Linked DNA regions of Mus musculus: region 1 is linked to region 2. The links are chromatin loops, found by intact Hi-C in ENCODE. Cell type or tissue: heart. All regions are shown on one strand. Links, peaks and the distances in the headings refer to the core of each region. The heading gives the core; the rest is flanking DNA.

Evidence for each region. Peaks named below come from ENCODE experiments on the same cell type or tissue, not always from the same donor. Only the 100,000 strongest peaks of a DNase experiment are listed, where the experiment ranks them.
Region 1: a loop joins it to region 2, with 2.9 times the contacts of the local background. A loop is called at or near these places in 3 of 42 quality-filtered maps.

What each region holds. Positions count from the first base shown.
Region 1 is chr14:18,231,818-18,236,204 of GRCm38, reverse strand. All of the region lies in intron 1 of Nr1d2 (nuclear receptor subfamily 1, group D, member 2), which reads left to right. Among named protein-coding and RNA genes, the nearest start is that of Nr1d2, 5.1 kb to the left of the region's middle. In heart, for the core only: no CTCF peak of the experiment used is centred there; a DNase peak (open chromatin) is centred at 1,904; H3K4me3 peaks cover 540 bases; H3K27ac peaks cover 1,834 bases.
Region 2 is chr14:18,324,462-18,328,848 of GRCm38, reverse strand. It overlaps Ube2e1 (ubiquitin-conjugating enzyme E2E 1), which reads left to right. Exons shown (of 6, transcript NM_009455.3): 3 at 2,419-2,469. Among named protein-coding and RNA genes, the nearest start is that of Ube2e1, 5.2 kb to the left of the region's middle. In heart, for the core only: a CTCF peak has its summit at 1,830 (motif pointing right); a DNase peak (open chromatin) is centred at 1,798; H3K4me3 peaks cover 1,278 bases; H3K27ac peaks cover 1,110 bases.

The DNA.
Region 1 (4,387 bases), core at 125-4,124, 93 kb after region 2:
TTGGCTCACATTTTAAAAATACTGTACATGGGGCTGGTGAGATGGCTCAGTGGGTAAGAGCAGTCGGGTGCTCTTCCGAAGGTCCGGAGTTCAAATCCCAGCAACCACATGGTGGCTCACAACCATCCGTAAGGAGATCTGACTCCCTCTTCTGGAGTGTCTGAAGACAGCTACAGTGTACTTTCATATAATCAATAAATAAATCTTAAAAAAAAAACTTTAAAAAAAATACTGTACATTGTATTCTTAGGTTTCAGTTTGATGGCAAAAAACAGAGACTGCTGTTTGTTTTTTTAAAAGATCTGTTTATTATATGTAAATACACTATAGATGTCTTCAGACACTCCAGAAGAGAGAGTCAAATCTTGTTACAGATAGTTGTGAGTCATCATGTGGTTGCTGGGATTTGAACTCAGGACCTTCGGGAGAGCAGTCAGAGCTCTTAACCGCCAAGCCATCTCTCCAGCTGGAGACTGCTGTTTGGAGAGAAGCTGCAGAACAGTGGCAACTGGTAGTGGGTGGAGTAGAGCAATTAGTGGGGTGAGTGGGCTCAGAAGATAGTTTGGAAATAACATCTGTAGAGAAAAGCCCTGGGCCTGTATTGAAGAAGGAAGGACAGCAAAAGGCTCGGAAGAGGAGAGGGGTAGTGTCCTTTTCAGTACTCTGATAACTTGCTCCTAGCATAAAGATGACAGAGTAGTGTTAGTAATTTCCCTGTGTCAGGTTATATTTCCTTCATGTTAATTCATGAAAGAAGGTACTGTTGTCATCATCCTAAAAATGAAGGGATATATAAATTGAAGTTAAGTAACTTACGCAGTAAGAAGTTGAATCTACAAAGGCTGCTTCACTGCTGTGTTGTAAGGAATGTTGCCAGTTCTCAATGTGTGGGTTTTGTTGAAAGACCCTTTTGCAAGGATCGTATATCAGATATCCTGCATATTATATTTACATTACAATTCATAATAGTAGCAAGATTATAGTTACGTAGTAGCAACAAATAATTTTATGGTTGGGATCACCACAACATGAGTAACTCTATTAAAAGATCACAGCATTGGCAAGGTTGTGAACCACTGGCTTAGGGCATCTTGAAAGTATAGGGATCTTTCCTCCTGGTGAGGTTGAAGACAATGTGCAGATCCACTAAATACATGAATAGGCTTGTGGCTGAGAAAAGGGTCAGGTGCCCCTGTCAGAGTCTCTGATGTCAGCATTCTGCTGGTTCTCTCTTTTAACACTGTTGTTAGTGAAGCTGGCTTACTCTCCAGCTCCAGATTAGCTCTTGACTTCCCTCCTCTAGTGTTTTATGTAGAAAACAAAATACTGCTAGTTTAACATATCTAGACCTCCTTTTTGTAATCTTACTTAAAAATATCTCTCACAGGATACATCATTTAGCAGTGGATGTGTTCTTTGACCCTCTTGACCTCTGCCCTGTTCAATGCTCGTGTGTGACCCTCAGCCTTCTGCCCCCTGCTCACAGTTTTCCACTTCTTTAAAGCTTTTTAGGAAGGAGACCAAACTGTTCTGGAGCTCCAGATCCACAGGCACACCTGTAAGGAGGAATAACTAATAAATTAGGCATGAAACTGGAAAGTATAGTTGTGACTTGGTAGTAAGCCTCCTTCCCAGGAGGGTAAAAAATCCCAGAAGAGAAGAAAGCAGACCCAGCCTGCAGGGGCATTGATTCCTGGTTTACATGAAGTTGAGGCCTGGGTAAGTTGAGCCTGACTGGTAACCTGGCCCAGCTCCACTCCCCTTCCAGCTAAAAATAGAGAGGACTGCTGCCTGAGTTAATTTTAGCTCAAGGCTCTAAGACGTGCATTCTGCTTGTTTCTGGAAGTGTTGGGATTTGCTGGATCAGGGATTTTACATTTCTTGCTTTGTCATTAGAGACTGTGTACACAAAAAATAATAACTTCTTTTATGTATACTTTCGTTTCAGTCTTGCAGTTACTGGCAGATATTCCTGTTTTATGGGTGATGACTCAGGGTTGGTGAGATGGAAAGAAACTTGCTTGTTCAGGTCTTCTCAGTAAGAGTGATCTTGTGTATCGACTCACTCATTGGGTGGCTTGATGACTTTTGTATCGGATTCTGCTGCTTACTAGAGTTCTGCCTCCTTACTCAGTGTTTTTCAACTCCAGCTTCCTCATTTGCAAATGGGCTAAAGGAAGTTGGAAGGCTGAAGTGTGATCTAGAGATTGAATAATTTTATGGTTGGCTTTAGTACTGCCTGAGGACTTAAGACTTTCACTCTCCTTTCTTCACAAGAGGAGCTGCTGAGTAAGCTTTACCTTCTAGGAAGTTTACTTTTAGCTTTCACTTTGCTAACCATCCCATTAGTAGATAGGTGTCTAGAAGAGAAGAGGACAAGAAAATCAATATTGAAGGTCTTACCAGTAGAAGCAGCTGCTTCCGGATGTGTCACAGTGGCTTCAAGGTGTTGAATACAAGCACTTAAACCTCCTGAAGACTAGAGATAGATATGAGCTGGAATGGTAATGTTTTATTTTGGAGCTTTTGTAAGGAAGTTTTAAAACTTATCATAGCCCAAGCAGTGCTTTTGGCTAGTTTTAAATAATCTGGATTAGCTCTATTTCTTATAGACACAGAGCTGTGAGATACTCCACTGGCAAAGTATTTTTCTTGGTATCCTTTTCTGAACAGAGACACTTGTAAACCTAGTAGCAATTTGTTAACCCTGGAATTTATGAAGTGCACTTCAGATCTCTTAAACTTTCTAAAGACAGCTGATCTAGCGATTTTTCTCTGGACAGAATAGGCTTCAAGGTTCTCTTTGAGTTCACATGGCATTTCAGATAATTGGGCAGTTGTGTTTATTCCAATCTTTGTAACTGGCCAATTAATGCCCCTGCCCCTCCCCCTTCTTGTTTTGTTTTAGTTTTGAGGTAGACTTGTCATGTGTAACTCAGGATCCCTCCTTGCCTTGCCTCTTGAGAATTGGGACTTAGGGACATGCCCTACCATGCTCAGCTCTCCAGTTTGTGTTTGAATTTTCTGATTGTATTCATTTTTACATTTCTATATACAAAGAGCCTATGAAAGTGCCCATTTCTGAGGCTACTTTCTCCTGTTTGGGCATGTGTTACATAAAGACGACAGGGTAGTTTAGTGATGAAAAGAAACTCAAGTTGGAAAGCTTTTCTTCTTATGATACATACCTGGGTGCTTAAAAAATATTTGTTTGTTTATATGTATGGTGTTTTGGCTGCACCATGGGCTGGAGGAAGCCAGAAGAGGGTGTCCAACTCTGTTAGAATCTTTGTCAGTGCTGGGAATCAATCAAGTCTCAATCCTCTTAGCAGCCAATGTTCTTAACTGATGTGCCATCTCTTGGGCCTTAAAAAAAAATTAAGAGCATGTGAATATGAGTGTCCACAGAGGCCAGAAGAGGACTTAGATTCCTCTGGAATTGGAGTTAGAGGTAGTTGGAATCTGCTGGTGTGGTTGCTGGGAACTAGACTCCTGTCTTCTACAAGAACAGTATATGCACTTGACCACTTAGCATTTTTTTCAGTTTCTAACTGAAGTCACTGCTTTTAAAGTCAGGAATAGCGAGAGCCAGGTTGGCCGCTGCCTTCCAGATCAAGAGGTTGCAGTGCTCACTTTAGCTTCTACATGTTTTTGGTGCAGTAGAGCTCAGGTGGGCTTGAGAATGTGTATTAATAGCAAGTTCCCAGCCAGATGCTGATGCTGTTGGTCCAGAATGATTGGCCAGGGAACCACATTACAAGAAAAACACAAGTTGTGGGGTGCTAGGTGCCCTTTGGGCAGATGAGAGGAACACACCAAATAGCATGTGGGTAGTGGGCTTGACCCGGAAGAGCACATTTACACCTACAGCCTTAACAGATGTCATGAAAGAACCTAGTGGGGAAACCCTCACTCAACTCCCGATTCAGCGTGCACCCAAGAATCACGAACAGAACACAACACCTTGATGTAACAACACGAGGTATTTTAATGGCAGAGCTCCGGGTTGAAACGTATCTCACACAGGAGACAGTGGATTGGACCACTTGGAAGCCAGGGGTTTTTATATAAAAGGAGTGGGGCTGGGGGAGGAATTGGCACGGTTTCACATGATTGGTCCATTTAAACATCAGCAGCCTGTTAACATTTAACTTAGGTCAGAGGGGTGGGGAGTTAGGGAGGCGACGGGCATGTCCGGGTCTGTTCTGCTATGTTCTCAGCCCCAGGTTTCAAAGCTCAAAAACAACTCTTTGGGCTATTTGACATACATTACATGAATCACAGGTCTCAAGTTTTATTTCCTTTTATTCCCCTCTTCTTCTGTTTAGACTAATTCTAATCATAGAATTTTAGAGATTGGTGTCCCCTAACTCTTCATCTACCTGAA
Region 2 (4,387 bases), core at 102-4,101:
GGGAGTGAAGAACAATCATGGCATTCCTTGTCAGCCTGGCCTATGAGAGGCCACTCAGAAACAGCTGGTAAAGAAACATTAAAGTAGAAATGGCAGGCGGGAAATGGAGCCAACATGCAGTATGTGCCTTTTAGTGCAACAGATTTAGACTTGTAGATTCCTTGTTGAAAGAGTGGCTATTTGTGTTAAAGGAAAGCTAAGGTTAACATCAAAAGGCAATTGGGAGGCAGAGGCAGGCGGATTTCTGAGTTCGAAGTCAGCCTGGTCTACAAAGTGAGTTCCAGGACAGCCAGGGCTACACAGAGAAACCCTGTCTCAAAAAACAAAACAAAACAAAACAAAACAAAAATAAAAAAAATAAATAAAAAATACACACAAAAACATCAAAAGGCACAAAGTGAAAAGGGTATCTAAGAAAGAATGAAATTAGGATGGGGGTTGGAATCTGTTGGGAAGGGCATGTGTGCCAGAAGATGATGTGAAAATGAAATCTCCATGGGCAGGCTAAGGGGATTCGTTCACTGTGGAGCGTTGTCTCTGGTAGAGGAGAGCACTGGTGGGAACTGTGCTGAGCTAGAGCCACTTTTTGAACAGGCCTTTGAATCACTTGCAGACCTTGCATCAGTAGTCTGGAATTGCTGCAAATGGTGGTGTTTGAGATTCAGTGAGTAAAACTGCCTGGTATTGATTGGACTTTAAAAACATAATTTTATTGTGTGTGTATTCATGTGATATGTGTGGATTCAGGCATGTCAGGGTACATGTGTGGAGGTCAGAGGCCAAATTCTTGGAGACAGTTCTCTCTCGGCATGTAGCTTTGAGGGATTGAACTGAGGCCATCAGGCATCTTTAGATGTGAGCTATCGCCAGCCTTCTTAGAAGCGTCACTTTCTAAGCATTAAAGCAACAATTTGTCCTTTTTACAGCTCATGGGGAAACATTTGCTCTCTAACAGATCTGAAAATTATCAGTTCCAACACATACAAGAATCCGGAAACTAGTCCTCCAAACTAACATCCAGTTGGGAATGAAACACCAGATGCAAACATATAGGGACTGAAGTGCCTTCTGGAAGTGGTGGAATTTAGCAGGACACTAATAATGTCAGTAGAGACTGGATGTTCTAAACTGGACCACATTTGTAGGGACAGGAAGTGCTCTTCAATAGGAAAGTTTGAAGAACTTCCCCAGGCACCACTCAATTTGTTTTCCTTTTAATGTGAAAGAAGTACCAGCTAAAAATGTCAGTGCATAATAGCAGGCTTCTTCTTACCCTCCAAAAACCTTTGGAAAGGGAAAACATCCATTGTCATTCAGATTGCCGAGTTTGAGTGTTGATGAGTGAGCTGCCTTGATGAATTTTTAAGTTGTAACAACAGCCGGGTTAGGATGAGAAGTTATACAAATAGCCTTCCCTAGAAGAGGCAGCTTAAGGCTGCAAAGTTTGTCCTTTTAACTGGTGCCCTCAGCGTCTGGGTTAACCGAAGCGAAGACAAAGGCCAGAGGCGGGTGTGAACTGTCAGTGGCTTCGGCCTGAGCGTGGGGGATGGGCTCTTTGTGAGGTGCGGAGATGCGGGTGCGGGTTGCGGGCCTGGGGCTGCCCGAGAAAGCTCGTCCTCGCCCGGGCAGCCGGGAAGTCGGGCTGGGAACGGGCTGGTGCTCGCGGCGGGTGCAGGTGGCTGTGCACTTGTGCGGCGCGGCCGGGGGTCCTGCTGCCCTCAGCTCCACCCAACACTTCCAGGGCTGCTCGACCCTTGACGGTGGCGGTCACAGGGGCCCGAGCGGCCATATTGGCTTTGCCGGCAGGCCACTGCTCCAGGGTGCGGACAGTGCCCGGGTCTGAGCGGCAATGACCTGCTGAGGGCGCTGATGTCCCGGCCTGCGGGGGGCGCTGGTGTGCGGGGGGGGGGGTCCTGGCCAGTGGGGCGGTCCCTGGTCTGACAGGGGTGGGGGGTACCTGACAGGGGTTCTGTGGTCTGCTGGGAGAATCAGAACTATGGGCCTGACCTGGGGGTGGAGCTGGTGTGTAGAGTCACTGTTTAAGCACGCCAAAAGGCCCAGTACTTCAGAGTTCTGGTCCTGGGGTTCCAGGACAGGGGGCCCAGACCTGAGGGAATCCCAGGGGAGACTCACTTCAGGATAATGACTTTACTATTCATTCACGGGTGAGATACTGGAAAAGCTGGGAAAGCAGCAAGTGAGAAAATTTTAAACTGTTTAAATGGAAAACACCGAGGCCAACTGCCCTTGTGTGCTTGTATTGGAAGTCCTATGCTGTCAAGGGTGGGAGAGACCTACCTCAAGCTGCTCCCCTGCACTGGGACCTCTAAGTATCTTCTGCTTCCTCAGTGGAGTAAGGTGGGCTACTGACCTGATTCTGGAAGGGCCTCCAACTAACTTTGTTTCCTGATCTCCCAGGATCCAGAAGGAGCTGGCAGACATCACTTTAGACCCTCCGCCAAACTGCAGGTAAGCTGCCTATGGATTGTTAGTAAATTCTCCTAACTTCTGTCTTGTGTTTTCTATTATAGAATTTTGCTTTTCTTCTATGGTCTGTGCATGGTTTAGTGCTAACAACAAATGAAATGTAAATGTATCTATGGGTGTGGCATGTAACAGGCTAAGGTATATTGAGAAGTGATGGATTTTCATGGAGTGGGCACTTGTGTATATAAACAAAATTGAAGTTAGGTAAAGGAGCTTGCCTTTTTTTATTGTAGCTATAGGTGACGTCAGCCTTTACACATGCAGTTTGGGGCATGTTGTGTTATATACTACCTTAGATGCTGGGGTGTTCAGTGAGAACAAGCTGGTCCTCAGACCAACACCGTCAGATTCTTGTATTGACTTTACAAAGCAATTCTGGAAGTAACCTGTGGCTTTAGTAGAATAATTTTGCTTTAAATTATAAATTTAAACTCTTAAAAGGTGGTGTTCTTTGTTGATATTGCTTAATCCAGTGTGAAGACAGTTTAAAGCCAGCTTTCAAAGGATGTCTTTGCTGCTCGGCTTTATTTAAAATCACCAGTTTTACATTTCTGAGTCAAGATGGCAAGAAGTAATGATGATTTCTCTAAACTGATATTTGAATCATGGAGGTCTAAAAAAATCTTAGAACCAGGATCAGCCTTGAATGGAAGGTGACGTTTCATTGGTACTTTCAGTTTATAGGTAGGAGTTACTGGCAAATATTAGTGGATATACACAGCAAGTATGTGCAGACATTCAGAGTGGAAGCTAACTGAAGGATCTGGCTTTTAACCCTCATGTTTTAGTCTGTGTGTGCCTACATGATGTGTGCCTATGGGGGCTAAGGGACAACTTCGTGGAGTTGGTCGGTCTCTCCTTTATATGGATTCTCAGGATAAACTCGGGCTGCCAGGCTTGAGCTGTAAGCATCTTCCTCACAGCCGTCGGGTCCATTTTGTATGGATTTGTTCATAGTGTTGACCAGATTTGTGGTACTTTTTGAAAGTTTGTCCTGATTTGTAAGAAAGTTATTTTGAGGATTAGATACCTCTTCTTTTTCTTTTTCTTTTTCCTTTTCCTTTTCCTTGCCCCTTGCCCCTTTCTCTCTCTCTCTCTTTCTTTCTTTCTCTCTCTCTCTCTCTCTCTCTCTCTCTCTTTCTCTTTCTTTCTTTCTTTCTTTTTTTGAGACAGTGTTTCAGGCTGGCCTCAAACAATGTCTAGCTGAGGGTAACCTTGAGTTTTTCATTCTCCTGTCTTTACCTTGCCCCTAGTGCTGGCATTACAGGTGTGGGGTGCCATGCTGGCTTTATGCCAGGCTAAACTCAGGGCCTCATGCATGCATGCATGCATGCTACCAACTGAGCTACATCCCCAGAAAAATATGTTAAACTAGATTCTTTAACTGAGCCCCTAATTATTCTCAGAATTTCTTGTGTGGCTGATCATTTTTCAGTGTTTGAGAAGTAGAGAAATATTAAGAGATGAAAGCCCAGCGCTTCCCTTGGTTGTTTGTGTAGAATCACAGACATTCCCTACGGTCGGTCTGTACTGTAGCTGCCACTGCTATTGGTGTCGGCTCCCTAGTGTGCATCTCTTGTGAGTTCAAACAGCTCTGGCTGATCAAATTATAAATAGTAGCTTCAAACAAGTATCAGCTATTCAAACATACAGTGGCTTTCTTGTGGGTAAGTGCTATCAGATTTAAAACTGTAAACAATTTGAAGATTTTCATGAGATAATCATTTTTTTTAGAAGAAGGAAAAGTACGTTTGAGTCCATGTTGTAGCAGGGTTTGTCTGTGAGCGGTTTGTGTTTCTGAAGCACGGAGGACTTTTTATCTTTGTAAATTCTCATAATCATGGCTTCAAGCTGAAATCTTTGACCATTACCTATCACTGGGGATTTGCCATCCCACTGT